Regions from separate parts of the Mus musculus genome. Here region 1 is linked to region 2. Evidence: chromatin loops called from intact Hi-C (ENCODE). Cell type or tissue: gastrocnemius. All regions are shown on one strand. Links, peaks and the distances in the headings refer to the core of each region. The heading gives the core; the rest is flanking DNA.

Region 1 (9,530 bases), core at 4,088-6,587, 310 kb after region 2:
GAGATGAGTCTCTGGCTGCTTTCTGATTGTATCCTTCTAAATGTCTTACAAGTACCTCAAAGTTAATAAGTCTGAAAGCAAAGTCATCTCTCTCCCACATCTGATAGAATTATTCTTCCCCCTTAGTTCCCTGAGTCTTGAAAATAACATTTACACAGCAAAATAGCCAGAAACTATCCATAAGTCCCATCTCTCCTTCATGTCTCCTAAACCTAAACAGTGTCCAGAGCCCAATGATTTCCTTCACCCTTACTTTCTTTTTTATTTGTCTTCTTTGCATCCTGATGCCACTACCTTTAATCGGTTCTTCATCTCTCATCTATTACCATTCATTACCTGGTCCCTGCGCTACTCTGCCTCCTCAGCTCTGCCTCTACTCTCTGGCCCAAATTAGCTCTCTCAAAAGAATTCTGCTCTTATTGATCCTATGATGGATAGTGTGGATTATATGCTAAGGATCTATATCATTATGTAAGCTTGTTTTTGCATATAGCTGAAACACAAAACAAATTTAAAAAAAACTAACCAAAAACCTCTCACCTCTAAGACTCCATTGTAGCCAGCATTGTGGGTGTAATAATAGGAGATGGTGAGGCAGAAAGCCATATCATCACTGCTTCTGTTCCTGAACACCGTGGTGAGGACATTGGGGGTTTCTGTAGCTTTGTTACCATAATCCTGGGGTCTGATAATTATCTCTGTACTTTCTGTGAACCAGAGAAAGGGTCCCTTTTCTTTATCTAGAAGATATGATGAGATACTACTCAATAGTCAGAGCAAGGGTAGTTTCTAGATTTTGAGAAAGCAAATAAAATAGGGCACTCCCAGAATCCTTTATGCCTCCCCTGCCCTCCTTGTGGCAGAGATAGGAAGTACTTTGATAAGGTTCTGGGAGTCAGTCTTAAAAGCCCAGCCTAAGCCTTGCCTTACCATCCTATCCATTAATTTTATAAGCCCTTGATTTCCTACACTAAGACACGTTCTGTTGAAAACTAACATGCTTTGTTTCTTCCAGCTGAGACTCAACTTATATAACTCCTTGGTTCTAATGTCTTCAGTGGCTCCCCACTGCTCTTATTGCTCTTAATGGCAAATTCTATAGCATGGCATACAATGTCCTGCCCACATGGTATTCTTCGATTTCTTTAACCTCAGCTTTTACCAGTGCACTTTCATTTTCTACTCTGCAGCTACACAGAACCTTCAGCAGTTCTGGTACTCTATCAGGCTTTCTAGTTTTACAGACTAGGCAAATTGTTGCCATCTTCCCATTCCCTACTACAAAGCACAGTTCGGGTGTCACCTCCTCCAGTCTAGGCTTTCTCTGACCATGCTGTCTTCCCCCACATCCACCACAGTATGTCACATCTCTCAAGTACTTCATAATCATTTGTTAAATGCAAAAATGTGGCTTCCTTCTCTAGCCTGCACTCAGAGTCCTATATTCCAACCAGAGTGGCAAGGCCTTGTGGGATCACAGAGAAAATCAAAACTTTCATATTCCAGGTTCTCGGATAGAGAAAAGCAATCTGTTCAAGATTACACAGCTAACTACTAGCAAATAGAGACCAAAATTCTTATGCTTTGAGTCTCAAAAGTCTACACTCGCAGCATGGCATTTGATCTAAGGCTTCTTAATGGAACCAATGATAATGTAGGAACTTGTACTCAAAGCGTAAAACAAACCCAAAAAACTCACTCAATTTAAACAACAATACCTTCCACCCCTTATCCACCCTTTCTACTACTAATATGAAAGTTTCTGGGACTCTCTTGCTTTCTGCAATGTCTTGATTACCTACTTTCCACACAAATTCCCACAATGATGAGAAAATTCTTCCATCTAGAGATAACCCCGAAAACTTTGGGTAAATCTCAGTTCATAGCTATCACTTTGAGACAGGTGTTTTCACTACTGTCATGGCTATGGATAAGAAGCTATTCATTCATGAAAGAATGTGGAATATAAGTATTTCCAAATTCACACTAGTTCTTAGGACCCATATACAGTTCCACAGAAAATGATAACCATTAACACTTATAAAGTACTTATTCTGTGCCAGGTACTATTCTGAGCCCCTTCAATGTGTTAACTATTTAAATACTCAGAACCCTATGAAATATATAATATTTTGCAAATTCTAGCTATGTAAAAGCTGGGTCAAAGTGAGTCGAATAACTTGTCCAATATAGCATTCCTAGCAATTAGTCGAATACAAATATAAATCCAAACAATATGGCCCCAAAGCCAATATTCTGTTATATGATAATGCATATCCTGAGTCATAGGGATAAACTGCTTCAATGTCTTGACCTGGGCTTTGCAGAGGGAAGGTCATTAATAACAGACCAGAAAATGGAATTGGTCCCCATTAGAAATTTTTACAAGCATGGTTCAGAAATACTGTAACTTGACACCACAGAGCTGCATTTTGGCACCCTTGATCAATCACACAGGACTTTAATGTACATGACCCTGATTTGCATGGCAGAAACTGCACAACTGAAAATAACTTACAATGTGGATCATTCTAACCTCCCAGAACTGTACACCGGCCAACCTAGATAGTCCTTAGCACAACTCAAACTACACACCATGAAACTGCACCTCTCCCAAATAGAGGCAACATCCGATACAACCTGAAGCCCCTCATCCCCACCCAGCAGCCTGCTCCCCTAAGCTGAAGTAATATTCTAGTTTACTACTCAGCCCCCTGCCTTCTTTTGACCTAATTAATAAGCTATTCTTCTGATATAAACGGTAAATCCCTTGTCTGTTACAGTATCGATTAGATGCATAAACAGCCCATTACATGTTTCACTGTTCTACTCTGCCAGATCCAAAAGAAGATTTCTAGGTATGAAACTCTTCTTTCTGGCAGAGAAAGGTTAACTCCTGGTTGGGTTTTGTTTATCATGTTTCAAGCAGATACTAAAGTCCCACTTCTTCCAGGAAGTACTCTCAAGAAAGTTTTTACATTTTAACTTTATCCCTCTCACACTGTATTTACTGACTGGTAAATTAATCCCCAACCCACCCTACTTAGTAACTCTTCCTGCTTGTCACGGCCAGTCTACAGGTACTGAATCCTATTTGTTCATTTGTGTTCCTTATACTACTTTTATTTATGTTACTAGATGCTCTTTTATGTCTGTCCATTCTGTTTGAGAGAACAAGAACACCTGTTTAATTATTCAGCACAGACATCTGCACGACTATAAAATAAGCCCAATTCAATAAGCACTTATTCTGACAGCCAAACAAGCTTCTCGGAGAGCTTGCATTCTAACGGAGAAGACAGCCAATGATGCACATAATTTCAATGCTATATGTTAAGTGTTCCAAACAAAGTCAGATAATTAATGAAGTTGTTAATGATTAGAGTGTGAATTGTAGAATGAAGGAATAATCAATTGTTTCTTTCCAATGTTCCTAGATAGATAGAAATCTTCTCTATAATATATGTGAAGCAGTAGTGGGGCACGTGCTGGGCACCCATGGTACTGGGCTAAAATGTATTTTTATTGAACTATTCCCATTATTCTTAGAAGATGAAATTATTATCATTACTTTAAAGAGGGAGAAATTACAGCTAAGTGTTTGCATCATCTGGCCACAACCATATATGTAGGATATAGAAATAGGAGGACTGAAATTTGTTTTCTTTTTTTTTTTCTGAAATTTGTTTTCAAAGCTTACACTTTTTCTCCATTTCAGAGCAATGGCTCTCTCAAGTGTTGTAAGTAATCCATGAGGGTGTCAAACTCAAATCCCTCCTAAATACTTTCCCCTACACAACACTTTCCAGAAAGATAAACATAACATTTTCTTTATTATGTTTTAATTATTATCTATGTGCATATTTGTCTATATGTGTGTATGCTGACTTGTGTCCAGGTACCTGCAGAGGCCAGATGATATCAGATCCCTTGGAGCTTCAATTTATAGGGGAATGTGAGCCACTCAGGGTAGGTGCTGGGAACCTAACTTCAGTCATTTGCAAGAACAACAGTGCTCTAAATCACCAAACCATATCTCTAGCCCTTAACATGACCAGCCTTTCACTCTATATCCTTCAGACCATGTATTCAAGTATCAAGCTGGAAGTGAAAATGGGGAACAGAGTAGGTCTATCATCATTCTTATTTTAAACACTTATCTGTTTATTCTTCATTAGAAAGAACTCACCAAACAGTTGATGTTCAAAGGCATATCCACAATGCCTTGAGTAACTTATAGGAAAATGTAGATTAAAAAAAAGTGAAACTTTCACATACAAGTTCAATCTCTGTTTCTTGGTAGGTTTGTAACTTTAGACAAGTCTCTTCATGTCCTTATTTTTCAAAAAGCTCCTTTTCAGTTGTAGCTTAAAATAAAGCACTGATTGTTTTAAATCCTCAACAATTTGGCTGAAGGTGGAACAGGCTGGACTTGGTCCTGAGGTGGTTCCCTGGACATTAGATGATGAATTACTAGCTGTAGTTAAATAAGTAGATTGCCTATAATTAGACCATAGTGGGTAGACTTTTAGAGAGGAATCAAAGAAGGATAGTGAATCAGACTGTCTATGAATCCTTTTCTCCTGGATAGGTACAAGTTTAGCTCTCTCACCTCCTCAAAACTGCTCTACCCTGACCACATTCTCTAACACCGTATGTCACTTCCTAACTAACCCTTTAGCTTACTTTTCTCCTAAAAATTTTGTCGTGACCTGCACTATTACACAATTCTTTGCTTATAGATTTATTGTTTCCCTTTTATAGAATGGAAGCTCTGTGGAAGCAGAGACTATTTTTCTTAACTGCTCTACTCTAGGCTCCTAAAACAGTGTTTAGCACACAACAATAACATGTCTAATGCCTGCATAACCAAATGAACCCATGCCTAAATGGATAAAGGACAAAGTTCAGGACTCTTGACTCAAAGTAGGATATAGAAGATACTCATCATAGAAAGAAAGCATCAGCTGCAGCCTGTGAATACCAACCTTGGCTGCACAGCTAAGCCCAGCCCCTTTAAGGGCCTTGGATAGTAAGAACTCCACAAGGAACTAAAAGATCCAGCCTACTGGCTAAGAATTGAAGTACCCCTTCCGATTTCTGTTCCCTGGTGGCCACCGGGAGGTCTTTTTTCAGGAAATGCTTCCTATACCGCCCTCCTGTGGCCAACAGGCATGAATAAGCATGTGAATAAATACAGAAGAACTGCAATTTCCTCCTGTTCCTTTGCTTAGATCTATTTCAATCCTATTTCACATTTATTTTTGGACAATTTCAGTTCTATTTCAAACAAGCTTGTAGGCCAGGCCATCTGTCTCTACTCAGGGTACAGAGAAGACTTGCTAGGAAAGAATAGGAAAGATCCAAAAGGCTGTGCAGAGGAAGGGCAATGGTTCCCCTTAGGGTTATTATCTTTCTGGGGTAGTTAAAACCATATTTGCATCAATTCAAGATCGAGACAGACTATGAATGTGTTTGTTAGTATTATGACCCAGTGTTTAGTTTTGGAGCCTAAGCTCCTAAATAGTTACTTTCCTGGTTCCCATGACTCATTTGGAGAGCTACCACTCTAATTTTCACGCCTGAGTTTTATTTGCAAGCTTCATTTCAACTCTAGGTCACTGGATGGACATTCAGGACACTAAACACTCATCATCACATTAACTTTAGAATTTTCCTTGTAAGAAATACTAAACAAGAATTACATAAAAGAGGAAGAGTTGGGGTGAAGATGATCAACATAAGTTGTATGAAATTCTCAAAGAATTAATACAATTTAAAAAAAATAATTGTATATATAAGTGATTAGATAGGCATATTATATAAGTAAGCTGAAATTGGGTTATGAGGAGGAAACTTATTTCAGCTGGAGAATTTTTCAGGACCTGGGTTTGAAAATTTACATAGCTCAGTGAAGCCGGAGACAATTTTGCAGTGATATCTTGAGTGAAACTGTCAGGAGAAGGCTGGATACCACCAAAGCCTGGTAAAAAGACATTTGCAAGATAGTAGTTTATAGAGATCCATGAGCCCCCAGGTCACACTTCTGAAGCTCTCTGTAGACTGACAAGAAGAGTTCATACAATTTTAGTATGTTAAAGCAGCATGATACAGAATAGTATGTGTGATAAATGATCTTTTGGATAAAAAAGAGGAGGCATATGCTTACTCTGATTATATCTACATTTCAAAATTCTGAAGAGATACATAAAAAGCTATAAAGCTATTGGCCTACCCTATGGACCTACCCTATAGTAGGTGGAGAAACAATACCAACTTACTCATTCTTATAGATTGATTTTGTTTGACCATGCAAATATTATTTATTCAAAAGTTAAATAAGAAAAAATGTTAAATTTGCTGAGTAGCCTCCTCATGTCTCTTCCTAGCATAGCACTCTGTCTGTTTATCTAGCTCAATGATTCACTTAGTCAAGCTAGGAAGAAACCCTAGACTTAGAAGTGGTATATATTAATGGTTAAGAATACAAACTTTATGGCTTAGGAGATATCAGTTGGTAAAGTACTTATATCAAGGACTAAGGACCACAGTTCAATTCCCCAGCATGCATATAAAGATATCTGCAGTAGCGTGTATCTGAAAACCTTTCACTGGCAAGGCAGAGTCAGAAGGACCCATGAAGTTTGTTTACCAACTAGTATTCACGAATGGTTCATCTCCACGTTCAGTGAGAGAGTTTGTCTCAAAGAGGAAGATGGAGAGCTTAGCAGGTAAAAACCCAGCATTGATCTCTGGAGCCAATCATCTGAGAGTCAACCTTACCTCTATTTGTGGCTAATTATATGACCTTTAAGCAAGCTACTTAGTGTCCTTGGTTTGTATTTTGTTTGTCTTTTAATTAGAATTGTATACTATCTTAGTATTCTTTCTGTGCTTCATTCTAAGCAAGCACCACTCTTATGTCTCACCTGCAAATCAGGGGCATTATTGTGGTTGTTTGTCAGGGTTTAGTGATGGTATGCATGTGATGTAAAACACTTAAAAGAAATTTCTGACATATAAAACTGTAGCAAATCCTAGTAAATAATACTATTTAAGGATCTGAATACAATCTCTGCCCTCAACTCCTGGCAAATAATATATTCTCTGAGCTTCAATTTCCTTCTATAAATAGAGGACCCAAATAATACCTGCCAAAAAGATAATGACACAATGGATTTAAGCATGCTCTATAGAATGAAATCTATTCAGTTAGGGCTTTGTGCTAAATGAAGATTCCAGTTGCTCAAGGTTCTCCACTCCCGCCTACAGCTTTCAGAATGAGGTTACCACTAATGGACAAAGAACAGGCAACTGGACACGCATCAGAAAGTGAGTCTAAGTTCTTGTCTCCCAAAAGCAGTCAACAAAGACTTCACAAGAGTGGCTGCCATTCCACTGACAGATGATACACAGTATTTTCTTGAAATTATTCTCACTTCTAGGAGGTGCTTAGGCTCAATGCTACCCCAACTTCCTTTTGCTGGTTACAAAACAAGACAAAACCAAACAGAAAAGGAAACGACACAAGTACAAAAGGTACACATACACTTGATTCAAAAGAGGAAAAGAAGGGGTCTGCAACCCTATAGGTGGAACAACAATATGAACTAACCAGTACCCCCAGGAGCTCGTGTCTGTAGCTGCATATGTAGCAGAAGATGGCCTAGTTGGCCATCTTTGGGAAGAGAGACCCCTTGGTCTTGCAAACTTTATATGCCCCAGTACAGGGGAAAGCCAGGGCCAAGAAGTGGGAGTGGGTGGGGAGGGGATCAGGGGGGAGGGTATGGGGGACTTTTGGGATAGCATTTGAAATGTAAATAAAGAAAATATCTAATAAAAAAGAAAAGAAAGAAGTCACTTAATTAAAACAATCAATTCTTTACCTAGCAACCAACTTTTACAGTTTCACATATAAGGCCCTTGCATATACATTTTTTTCTTTGTACCTCACAGTAGCCTGAGGAATCATTCTCATTTTATAAGGAGTAGAAATGTGACTTACAGCTACTCCTACCCACTGCTTTATGGAATTGGAAAGAACAACAGATTGAGAGCCAGAACAGACAGTTCTAGGAAACATGCTCTGGAATCCATACAACTCTATACATTTGGGATTAGGAAAGAACTGCAATATCAGGGTCAAACATAGAACCAACGTTTCCATCCTCCAGGCAAAAACTAGTGCTTGTTATGGTTTCAATATAAAATGTTCCCAGCAAGCTCATCACGCTGAATGCTTGTTTCCCAGCTGGTAGCACTATTTTGGGAGCTGATAGGATCTCCAGGAGGTGGGATCTAGCTAGGGGCATGCTTTTGAAGGTTATTCATCCCTACAATTTTTTCATTCTTTTTGTCAGCTATGAGATAAGCATCCTCCTCTGACTCACATTCTTGCTATCATGATATTATGCATCAAGATTCCAGAATTAATAGAGCTAAAGGACTGTGCCCTCCAAAACCCTGAGCCAAAATAAACCCTTCCTCCCTCAAGTTGTTTCTGTCAAGTATTTTGTCACGACACAAAACAACTAACACCATGATTTGTATAGCAAGAAAGGGAACAACAAATAGAGACCTAAAGAAAACTATTGCCTAAGAATAATTATCTGCACCTTATATTTAAATAGAGTATTATGGACCTGCAAACTTCCTCAGTACATAAGCGTACTTGATGCCAAGACTGATGGACTTTGATCCCCTGGATGCAATGGTGAAAAAAGAAAATTGACTTCTGCAAGTTGGCTTCTGATCACCACACAGGTGTCATGGCAGCAGCACACATATATACAAACATACACGTACAAATAAATGACTAGATAGATGATAAAATATTTTCAAAAGATTTTTGCATCATCCCAGAAACCATGACCTTTTATTGTGTACCAGATTTTTGGCGATCTTGTGAGGGAAGTATAGCAAGAAATAGGAACCTAAAAATGTAACTACCCACACACAAACTTTTTTACCATTTTTCCCTGTTCTATTTTTTTACTCCTTAGTTCTTAGAACTCACATAATTTTAAATTTGTTTTATTTTTTACTTTTTAAAGTTTTGTCTGTTTTATTCACTGTACAGTACCTTAAGAATAGTGCCTGCTGCATAGCAGATGCTCAATAAATATTACTAAATATATAAGTAGATGATTTTTTTACATTTTTGGACAGGTGTGGTGTTAGGACAGAGAAAGACCTCATTTTGCATATGGATAAACTTTCCCAGGAAGAATTTCTGAAACTTCCTGTATTAGTCTATTGCTTACACCCCACTGCATATCTGGTTCAGTAGCATGTCCCCTGCACAAAAAAAAAAAAAAAATCCTGCAAACCCCTTTGCCTTGTGTTACCAATTCCAGGCTTGGTAACTATAGGTAACCTGGGGTTTGCCCCTTTCATTATCTTACTCATCCATTCTACAAACATATACAAAATGTCTACTCTGTATTCCAAAAGTCACACTGCCACACCTAATTGCCTCTAAATACATGCATTACACACACACACACACACACACACACACACACACACAC
Region 2 (9,530 bases), core at 2,834-5,333:
ACCCTGTCTCGAAAAACAAAAACAAACAAAAAAGGTAGACTTTGAAAAATTCAAGTTACAGATGCCAGTGGACTTGAAGTGCAGGGAGCCTGAGATCATAGCTGCAACCAATTAATGGTCACTAGTCAGAGATAGGCCCCCAAGTGAGAGCAGTGTGAAGGCTGACTTGGTAATTCATAGGTGGGAGCCCAAACTGTGACCACCAGAAAATCTCAAATTGAAAAAAAAATGCACATTTGAGATTTTGAGATTGGTAAATTATTCTGTTCTGTTTCAGAGTTCAGACATTTGGAGATATATAGAAAAGATCAGATGCAATCAGAGACCGAATCTCTGAAACAAAAAAGAGGAGTCCTTCTGATCTCCTGTGACCGTGTGAGGTATATTTGATAAATGAGATTTATAAATTCCTAACATCTATTCAGGCTGGCAGAAACTGACCTAAGGATATATTTCTAGCCTCTTTAACTTTGCTAACTTGTTCAACTTTAGCTATTTGGATAAACTGAGATATACAAAAACAAAAAACAAAAAAAAACTAATATTATGTAATGATACACTATAAAAAGATAAAATTTAAGATTCCTAGTCTTTCTGTAGATTGTATTTATAATTTTTAAGGTTCTCAATCCCTCTATGAATTTATTATTTAAAGTTTTATTTTCCTGCTAGAGATTTTCAAGTAAATCTTCAATTTAAATGTTAAAAGTAAAACTTAACAGGGGATAACATTGTAAAATCCTAATTTCATAAAAGCTGAATACTTGCAGACTGTTGAAGACAATTAAGACATGCAAATTAATGGTCAGTCACCTTATAAATGATCTAATTCTTTAATGTGCTCAGAACTGCATTTATAAGCATGCCCAGTACAAATGTAATTCATTTACAGGGACAGGCTTTATTTAGCCTCCTGTTTTCAAGGATAAGACTCAAAAAGTATACAAAAGTAAAATTTAAAATAAGGTATACTTAATATCCCCAAAACTCCTCAGAGATTTGCTGAATATGGTATTTAAAATGTCTACTAAAAAAATCTTCCCATGATAGACAAAACACCATATCCTGGCAGACATAAGTTCTCCCCCAAAGAAGTTGATTCCATCTCAATTGTGGGAATGCTAACCACTGAGAAAACAGCCCTGTGTTTTGCCTACTGCAACCATCCAGCCCAAACTGTGGAGAAGCAGGACACTGGAGAGTTGATTGTCCCTCTTGGCCTCACCAAGGTAGGCAGGCTGGTGTCCTCATCCACAGGAAAGGATTTCAGATTTCTGGTTCTGGCAACCAAAGACTGATCCAGCCCTGTGTGGCAGTCAAGGAGTTAATGCTGTCCTGTCCTGTGCTAGTGCTGAGGGCTGATGCCTCTCAGGGTGTTAGCATTTTGTATAAGCTAGGCCCCACAGTTATCTGGCAACAGCAGATGTGCCTGACTCACTATAAAGGGGGATGTTTGGCTCCTCCTCTCTCTTGCTCTTGCCTTCCTGCGCTCACTCTGTCTTCTCATCTGTCTCCTCTATCCCTATTTCCTTCCCCCCTCTCTCTCCACATGCTCATGACCAGCCTCTCTCTACTCCTCTATTCCTCCTTCTCTCTCTCTCTCTCTCTCTCTCTCTCTCTCTCTCTCTCTCTCTCTGTGTGTGTGTGTGTGTGTGTGTGTGTGTGTCTCTACTACACTCTTAACTCCCCTCCCCATTGTTGGGATTACAGAAAAGATGAAGAGCTAGGCAGTGTGGCAGCACTTTAATCCCAGCACTTGAGAGGCAGAGGCAGGCAGATTTCTGAGTTCGAGGCCAGCCTGGTCTACAGAGTGAGTTCCAGGACAGCCAGAGCTATACAGAGAAACCCTGTCTCCATAAACCAAAAAAAAAAAAAAAAAAAAAAAAAGGGTAGTAGAGCCAGAGACAGGCAGAGAGAAGGAAAGAGTAGAGAAGCAGAGGCCAGCCATGAGCATGTGGAGAGAGGGGAAAGGGAAAGGGAAGAGCCCAAGAGGACAAGAGAGAAGCAAGCTGGAAACAGGAGTAAGAGAGGGAGGAGGGGGCAAGCAGCCCCTTTTATAGTGGGCCAGGCCTACCTGGCTATTGCCAGGTAACTGTAGGGAGGAGCATACCTGGCTATTGCCAGGTAACTGTGGGGTGGAGCTTAGACAGAATGCTAACATTCCCCTGTTTTGGTTTAATTAAAAAAAGAAAAAAATTAGAAAGAGGTGATGGTGAAGCAGGAATAGGGTCCTTGTAATATGTGGCTGCTTCATGCTGGCATTGGAGGTAACATGTCTCTAGGGAACCTAGAAGAATGGGTATGGGGGATGTTGGTCCAGTCTTAGGAGAGTTGGCTGTTTCCTTGCTGTCCAGGGACTGTGGAGCCATCTGAGGATAGGTCAGAAGGAACAGGTCCAGTAGAAGTGTCTGTGTTTGTGACAGGAGACTGGAACATCTGGAGGTTGCTTTTCAGGAGCTATCCTGGGCATAGTAAGCACCTGGACTTGAAAAGATATTGAAAATATATTATTACAGGTAGAGAATAAGATTAAGTACATTTGGGAAAAACATTTTTCTTAAGATGTACATTTGAAACCCAGAGGAATCCCACCCTCTGGAATGGCTTGGGCAGATGTAATTATCTGGATGGAGCCTATTTGGTCCATGAGAGGTGGATCTGAGTGGGTGTCCTGTAGCTTATAAATTTATAAAAGAAATAACTACATGAGTTGACAACATAAATAGTCCTTAAGATGAGCCTTTTGTGGAGCAGAAGGAACAAGATGAAAAAGTTGAAAAAGTTGGATCATATAGTGAAATGTTTCATTAGAGTTAGGCAAAGTTATAGGAACTCAGATAATGTTAGGACAGTGGCATAGCAAGAAGAGGAAATAAGAAGCATTTGATGAATGGAAACAGAGTTTAGGTAAGGAGAGAACAGATTACATCTGTGAAAGCTTTTTTCTAGCTGTCAATGTAGTCAGAAGTTTGGGGAATAAACAGTACTTTAGCAGTTAAAAAGTGACAGAGTTCACTAGCCAAAAGTTCCCATAGACTCTATGGCAACTTGGGCGGTCAGTCTGGCTTTCAAGCACAGAAGACGAAGGGCTTTTTCTGTGGAATGGATATGCATGACATGAGAAATGACTTACCTTGGTTTAGCTAAGTCATTGGACTCAGAGTATCCAGTGTTGCCCACTGAGTATTTCAGCGATTATCATATCACAATCCAGGCAGCATCCTGTAGTTGTGTCCACATCTTCTTAGACCATCTACCACCCTGGGCCAACTGTTAAAGACTTTGGGAATTCTGTCTGTCATAAACTTAATAATTAACAAACTTCTGACAGGATTGAGCACTATGTAGATTGGCTATAACTGAATATAATTTAATGACAGTAGTAAAAATCATATTAAGACAGGATAGGAATGAAAACCTTAGGTAACTTTGACAGGCTGTGTAGGTAGAGAAAAGTATATTTTTGTATTAGCAAAGAAATGTTCGGCTAGGACTAGAATAAGAAAGCTGGCAGCAATGGCATAAGGTCATGGTGACAGAAAATGAGTCTGTCCACGCAGGTTCAGGCCTGTGACACAAACTAGGCACGCAGGCCACGAGAACAGGCCAGGGGTGTGGGAACATGGATAGGTAACCACTTGGGCCTTTTTGACTGCATAGCCCACATGGCAGAGGCTGGGTGGCAGCAGCTCCCATAGTAGAGGTCTGTGAAACTCACAGCAGCCAGTAGGTGGTGGTGGTTCTGTGCGGTAGGGCATGGTGGCTGTAGCTGCACAGTGGCCTGCAGGTCGCTGTCCCACCACTAGGGGGCCCCCGCAGCAGCAGCAGCACCACATTACGGGCTTGGTGACTGTAGCTGCACAGCGCAGCTGGTGGACCTGTGGGGAAGAGACGCAGCAAGTCAGGCCGGAGGGTCTGCACGGTTGAGGGGCGGGACTTCCTGCTCACGGCCAGAAGTCACAGGGAGGGGCATCCTACTTGCTGCTGGAAGTCCTGGGCAGCATTCCTGCTGTCAGAGTCCTAAGTGGGCAGGGAAAAGGAAGCACCTGAAATAGCGTGTTCCATATCCTAACAATGAAGTTGTGGCACATTGCACCCCTAGTCTTTATAAGTCCTGAGTAGAGTGGGAGATAGATAGGGAAAGAGGAAGGGAGGAAGAGGCTTGCTAGTTCAGGAAAACAGCTTCTTTGGTGGGGGGGGGGGGGGGGGCGGCAACAGACGGGACCCCTGGCAGGACGCAAGGGGTAGGGACATACCCACTTTTCCCACCATGAATTGAGAGCAGGGCTAAGGAGCAGAGTGGGAAGGGCAGCAAGTAGGGTCCAAACTGGTTGAACTAGTCTGCAGCAAGCTGCAAATGAGGGAGGCAGGGGCCAGCCGAGCTTGAGTGGGCTGAGGGAGCGCACTGACAGTCAGGGGGAGATGGATACAGAGCCAAGAGCAAGAAGTGGGGAAGGGCAGCAGAGTCCCTGGCAGGGGGCAGAGCTAGACCCACTTGAACCGGCAGAACCAGCTGCCGCAGCAGGAGCTGCAGCAGGAGCTGGAATCAGCAAATGAGGGAGGGGAAAGGGGGGAGGGGAAAAGTCTGTGTCATCGGTCATTAGCGAGAAAGTAACAGTTTAGCAGAGATGTAGAGATACTGTTTTAGACCAAGACACCCCATTAAATCGAGGCAGAGACAGTGAAGTGACCCCTGGGTAAGAGAATCGGATTAACTGCCCCTGCCAGTGTCCTGAGGGCATTAATAACCCAAGAGAGATTCTAGCATAGGCCAGAACACCAGGTCATCATGTAGGGGCCTGGGGGCTAACACTCAGCCGGTGCTCTTGAACCAGAGACCGGTTCACCTGGGCCCAGGAATTTCTCTGGCATGGGGAGGGGAGTTAAGAGGGTAATAGAGACAGAGAAAGACAGAGGAAAGGAGAGAGTAGAGAAGTAGAGGCCGGCCATGACCACATGGCGAGAGGGGAGAAGGGAAGAGCCCAAGAGGGCAAGAGAGAAGCAAGAGGGAAACAGGAGTAAGAGAGAGGAAGGGGCAAGCAGCCCCTTTTATAGTGGGCCAGGCCAACCTGGCTGTTGCCAGGTAACTGTGCAGAGGAGCATACCTGGCTATTGCCAGGTAACTGCAGGGTAGAGCTTAGACAGAATGCTAACACTCATGCTCTATTTTATACTATACCATCACATGGCTGGTCCCTCAGAGGGAAAGGGATGCCTTGGCCTGGGCCTGCAGAGGCACTCCCTTCCCCCCATACCTGACTACACCTCCTCTAAAACATATTCCTTCTCTTGCTTTATCTTTTTATAAAGCACAACACTGAGAACTCTGCTTCCAAGGAGAAACAAAGTGAATATGTCAGGTAACCATTTAAGTAATGTGTAAGCCTCTGTCATTTTAATCAATACAAAGGTCATTTGCACTCCCTACTCAAATGTAACCTGGTCAGGTTTATGATGAGACTAGTGGCTAACTGTAGCTTTATCAGTTTAGCACCAGCAAGCAACCAACTTCTCACCCAATGGCTGTACCTGCTTGTTCAGTCCGTTTCTACATGAAGGCAGGCCTTGTTTTTTTCTAGAGATACTAGGTCTCTTGCTGGCAAAGTCAAAATCCAGTTTCCCCTGCTGACAGGCTTCATACTAAAAAGAAGGGATAAACTCATAAAACAGGTTTCAATGTAAAATTTTGCTACTCCTTTATTTAAATTAACTTACTTAGCCATGACTGCTCTCAATTATCAGCTAACCATGTCTCATGGTAAATAACTGGATTAAAAAGATATAAGGGCTGGAGAGATGGCTCAGCGATTAAGAGCACTAACTGCTCTTCCGAAGGTCCTGAGTTCAAATCCCATTAACCACATGGTGACTCACAACCATCAGAATTGAGATCTGATGCCCTCTTCTGGTGTGTCTGAAGACAGCTACTCACACATAATAAATATATCTTTAAAAAAAGATTTAAAACTTATGTAAGTTATAAAAGTCTAAAAATAATTTGAAATATATAAATTTAAGTTATAAAGATCGAAAAATGATTTGAAGTCTCTGTCCTATCTATATGTATTTCCAGCCCTCCAGATAGAGATAAGAATGTTCACATTTTAAACCAAGAATCATCTTAGGGGAGGGGGCAAGCTTTTTCTCTAACTCAAAGGCATTAGTCTATTCAAACTGTTTACAGACATGTGTAAACTCCTTTTTCTACAATGAGGACTTCAGTGCAAATGAAAACAATGGTAACAATATTATTTTTAAAACTTTTATCTCTTTTACTAAACTTCAGGGAGTTGTGACTTGGATCTACCTATTACAGGTCAAACAGAAACCAGATAAGTACTCCTGTCAATCAAGAGCTTAAGCTTTCTTTCCCCTTGAGGGTGGGTTCTCTCCTAATGTAAAAACTTCTCCTAGGTTTCTGAACTTTACCTTATGTCTCCAGTCTATATCTGCCCCAACAGATTTCCTATCAACTAAAGACTACAAACACACCAACCTCCAGTGAGCCTTCAGAACCAATAAGCCCAGAATTGCTGAAAACCAATGTAAACCCAGATGCTTCTGACCGAATTTCTTATCAGCTGTCAACCAGTATTCCAGACTGCTCAAAGCAGCCTAGACTTTACTAGCTCTAGGTGGTCCAACAGAGCCCAGGCAGCAAAGCAGTTGCATCCTGTCCTTTTGTCCTTTAACCAGCATTTCAACATTCCTGGGCCCTGACAACAAGATCCTAATTTCAGCCAGGAAACAGCTACAAAAGAGAATATGTCTCCCCTTATTTCCAACAAAAGACTAAAATATTAGATCCAAAGGAAACTAGTGCCTCTCTACCAGAGTCCCTTCCCTTCTCTCTGGAAAAAGGAAAAAATGGCTACCTGTGGTGCCTATTGCCATACCAGGACCCATGTTCATCTCTAGACTCTTTCACTATCATAAATATCTCTTAAAAATCAGAGACTTACAAAACTTAGAAAAAGGGATTCTCAAGATGGAGGTTAGGTTGAAGAGGTCCCTGAAGGTGTCATACAAGGAAGTGAACTGTGTGAAAAGATAGGAATAAAAACCTGGTGCAGATTTACTTCATCCACCTGGATCAGACTTCAGGGAGTCTAATCCCAGGCAATTCATTGCCACCATATTTAAAACACATTATGATTTAGAAAATGGCTTCCATGCAGCAATTAATCAGTTTCATGGAGTTTTATAATAACAGAACAAAGAAAGGTATAAATCAAGACATTTTAAAAATACATTGGGCTGGAGAGATGGCTCAGCAGGTTAAGAGCACTGACTGCTCTTCCAGAGGTCTTGAGTTCAAATCCCAGCAACCACATGGTGACTCACAACCATCTGTAATGGGATCTGGTGCCCTCTTCTGGCACACTGGTATACATGCAATTCTCATATACCTAATATAAATAAATCTTAAAAACAAACAAAAAAAACCAACCAAAACCAAAACCCCCCCAAAAAAACTCAGTAAAAAAAAATTGATGGGGGTAGTGGTATGAGACAAGCATCTGGGTCCTAATTTCAAGCAGGAGGAAGAGGATGTAGTGCATACTGAGGGGAAATGACTGCCGAACACAAACCAGAAGTCATAGGAACGATCATAGGATCATAGTTGTCATGTAAAAATATTTTTACCGAAAAAGCAGCTTGAATGTCTGCCGAAATATTCAAGTTTACCCAAAGAGAGGCACCACTAGAACACTAATGAGAGATCGTGATGCAGCTGCCCTTCTGGATTTTTTAAAAATAATGTGTGACCCTTCACCTTTGATCCCCTGAGCTGCATTACCTTGGGTTGTTGAGAGGATAATTGAAAACTCAGAAGAAAGGTGCTTTTGCAACTGAGCCTTGTCCTATGGTTGGGCCAAGAGGCAGTGGTAAGGAACTACGTGGGGGAGGGCACGGATCATGGCTGTGGAGGCAGGCTGCTGAGATTCAGGTTCCACCTTGACCTCTTGCAAGGGTTCTGACTGCAGCATGGGATATATACAGAGAAATCCAGTCTCAAAAAACTCAAAAAAAAAAAGTTTTAGGGTCATTTTTGGGTTCTTCTGTATTTATTTTTAGAATTTTAGGCAGTTTCTCTCTCTCTTTATTTTTATTTATTTATTTGTTTGTTTGTTTGTTTTGTTTCTTTTGTTTTGTTTTGTTTTGTTTTGTTTTTAGAGAAAGGGTTTCTCCTTGTAGTCCTGGATGTCCTGGAACTCTGTAGACCAGGCTGGCCTTGAACTCAGAAATCCACCAGCCTCTGCCTCCCAAGTGCTTGTATTAAAGGCGTGCGCCACCACAGCCAGAATTAGGGGTTTTTTAAAAAAGTTTTGTATGGTATTTAGAAGAGTGTTTTTGTGGGGATTTTTTGTTTGTTTGTTTTGTTTGTTTTGGTTTGGTTTTTTTTTTGGTTTTCAGGGTTCTAGTGTATATTTAGTGTTTTTTTCTGGGTTTTTAAAGGATTTTAGAGTATGTTAGGTTTTGGGGCTTTTTTATAGGCTTTAGGGGTTTTTTTAGGGTTTTACTGTTTTGTTTTTTAAAGGGTCTTTTTTAGTGTTCTTGAGTTTTTTTTAATTTTAGGGTTTTATTTTGGGGGTTTAAGATTTTTAGGGTTGTCGCTAACACCATTGCATACACTAGCAAGATTTTGCTGATAGGACCCAGATATAGCTGTCTCTAGTGAGACTACGGCGGGGCCTAGCAAACACAGAAGTGGATGCTCACAGTCAGCTATTGGATGGATCATAGGGCCCCCAATGGAGGAGCTAGAGAAAGTACCCAAGGAGCTAAAGGGATCTGCAACCCTATAGGTAGAACAACATTATGAACTAACCAGTACCCCGGAGCTCTTGACTCTAGCTGCATATGTATCAAAAGATGGCCTAGTCAGCCATCACTGGAAAGAGAGGCCCATTGGACTTGGAAACTTTATATGCCCCAGTACAGGGGAATGCCAGGGCCAAAAAGTGGGAGTGGGAGGGTAGGGAGATGGGGGGGGGAGTATGGGGGACTTTTGGGATAGCATTGGAAATGTAAATGAGGAAAATACCTAATTAAAAATAAATAAAAAAATAAATAAAGTTTTAGGGTTGTCAGGCAGTGGTGGCACAGGCCTTTAATCCCAGCACTTGGGAGTCAGAGGCAGGAGAATTTCTGAGTTTGAGGCCAGCCTGGTCTACAGAATAAGTTCTAGGAAAGCTAGTGATATACAGAAAAACCCAGTCTCAAAAAAAAATAAAAATAAAAATAAAATAAATAAATAAATAAAAGTTTTAGGGTAACTTTTGGGCTCTTGTGTATTTATTTTTAGAATTTTAGGGTTTTTTTAAAAGGGTTTTGTATGGTCTTTAGAAGAGTCTTTAAGTGGGTTTTTTTGGTTTTAAAAATTTTAGTGTATATTTAGTGTTTTTTCTGGGTTTTTGGAGAAGTTTAGAGTATGTTAGGATTTGGATTTTCTTTCTAGGCTTTAGGGTTTTTTTTAGCGTTTTACTGGTTTTTTTTTTTTCAAGGTCTTTTTTAGTGTTCTTGTG

The links. Peaks named below come from ENCODE experiments on the same cell type or tissue, not always from the same donor. Only the 100,000 strongest peaks of a DNase experiment are listed, where the experiment ranks them.
Region 1: a loop joins it to region 2, with 12 times the contacts of the local background. A loop is called at or near these places in 7 of 42 quality-filtered maps.

Annotation. Positions count from the first base shown.
Region 1 is chrX:95,170,978-95,180,507 of GRCm38, forward strand. It overlaps a transcript of Arhgef9 not described here. Among named protein-coding and RNA genes, the nearest start is that of Arhgef9, 9.2 kb to the left of the region's middle. In gastrocnemius, for the core only: a CTCF peak has its summit at 5,151 (motif pointing left); a DNase peak (open chromatin) is centred at 5,140; H3K4me3 peaks cover 252 bases.
Region 2 is chrX:94,861,934-94,871,463 of GRCm38, forward strand. No RefSeq gene overlaps it. Among named protein-coding and RNA genes, the nearest start is that of Gm39526, 130 kb to the left of the region's middle. In gastrocnemius, for the core only: no CTCF peak of the experiment used is centred there; DNase peaks (open chromatin) are centred at 3,804, 4,460 and 4,802; H3K4me3 peaks cover 984 bases.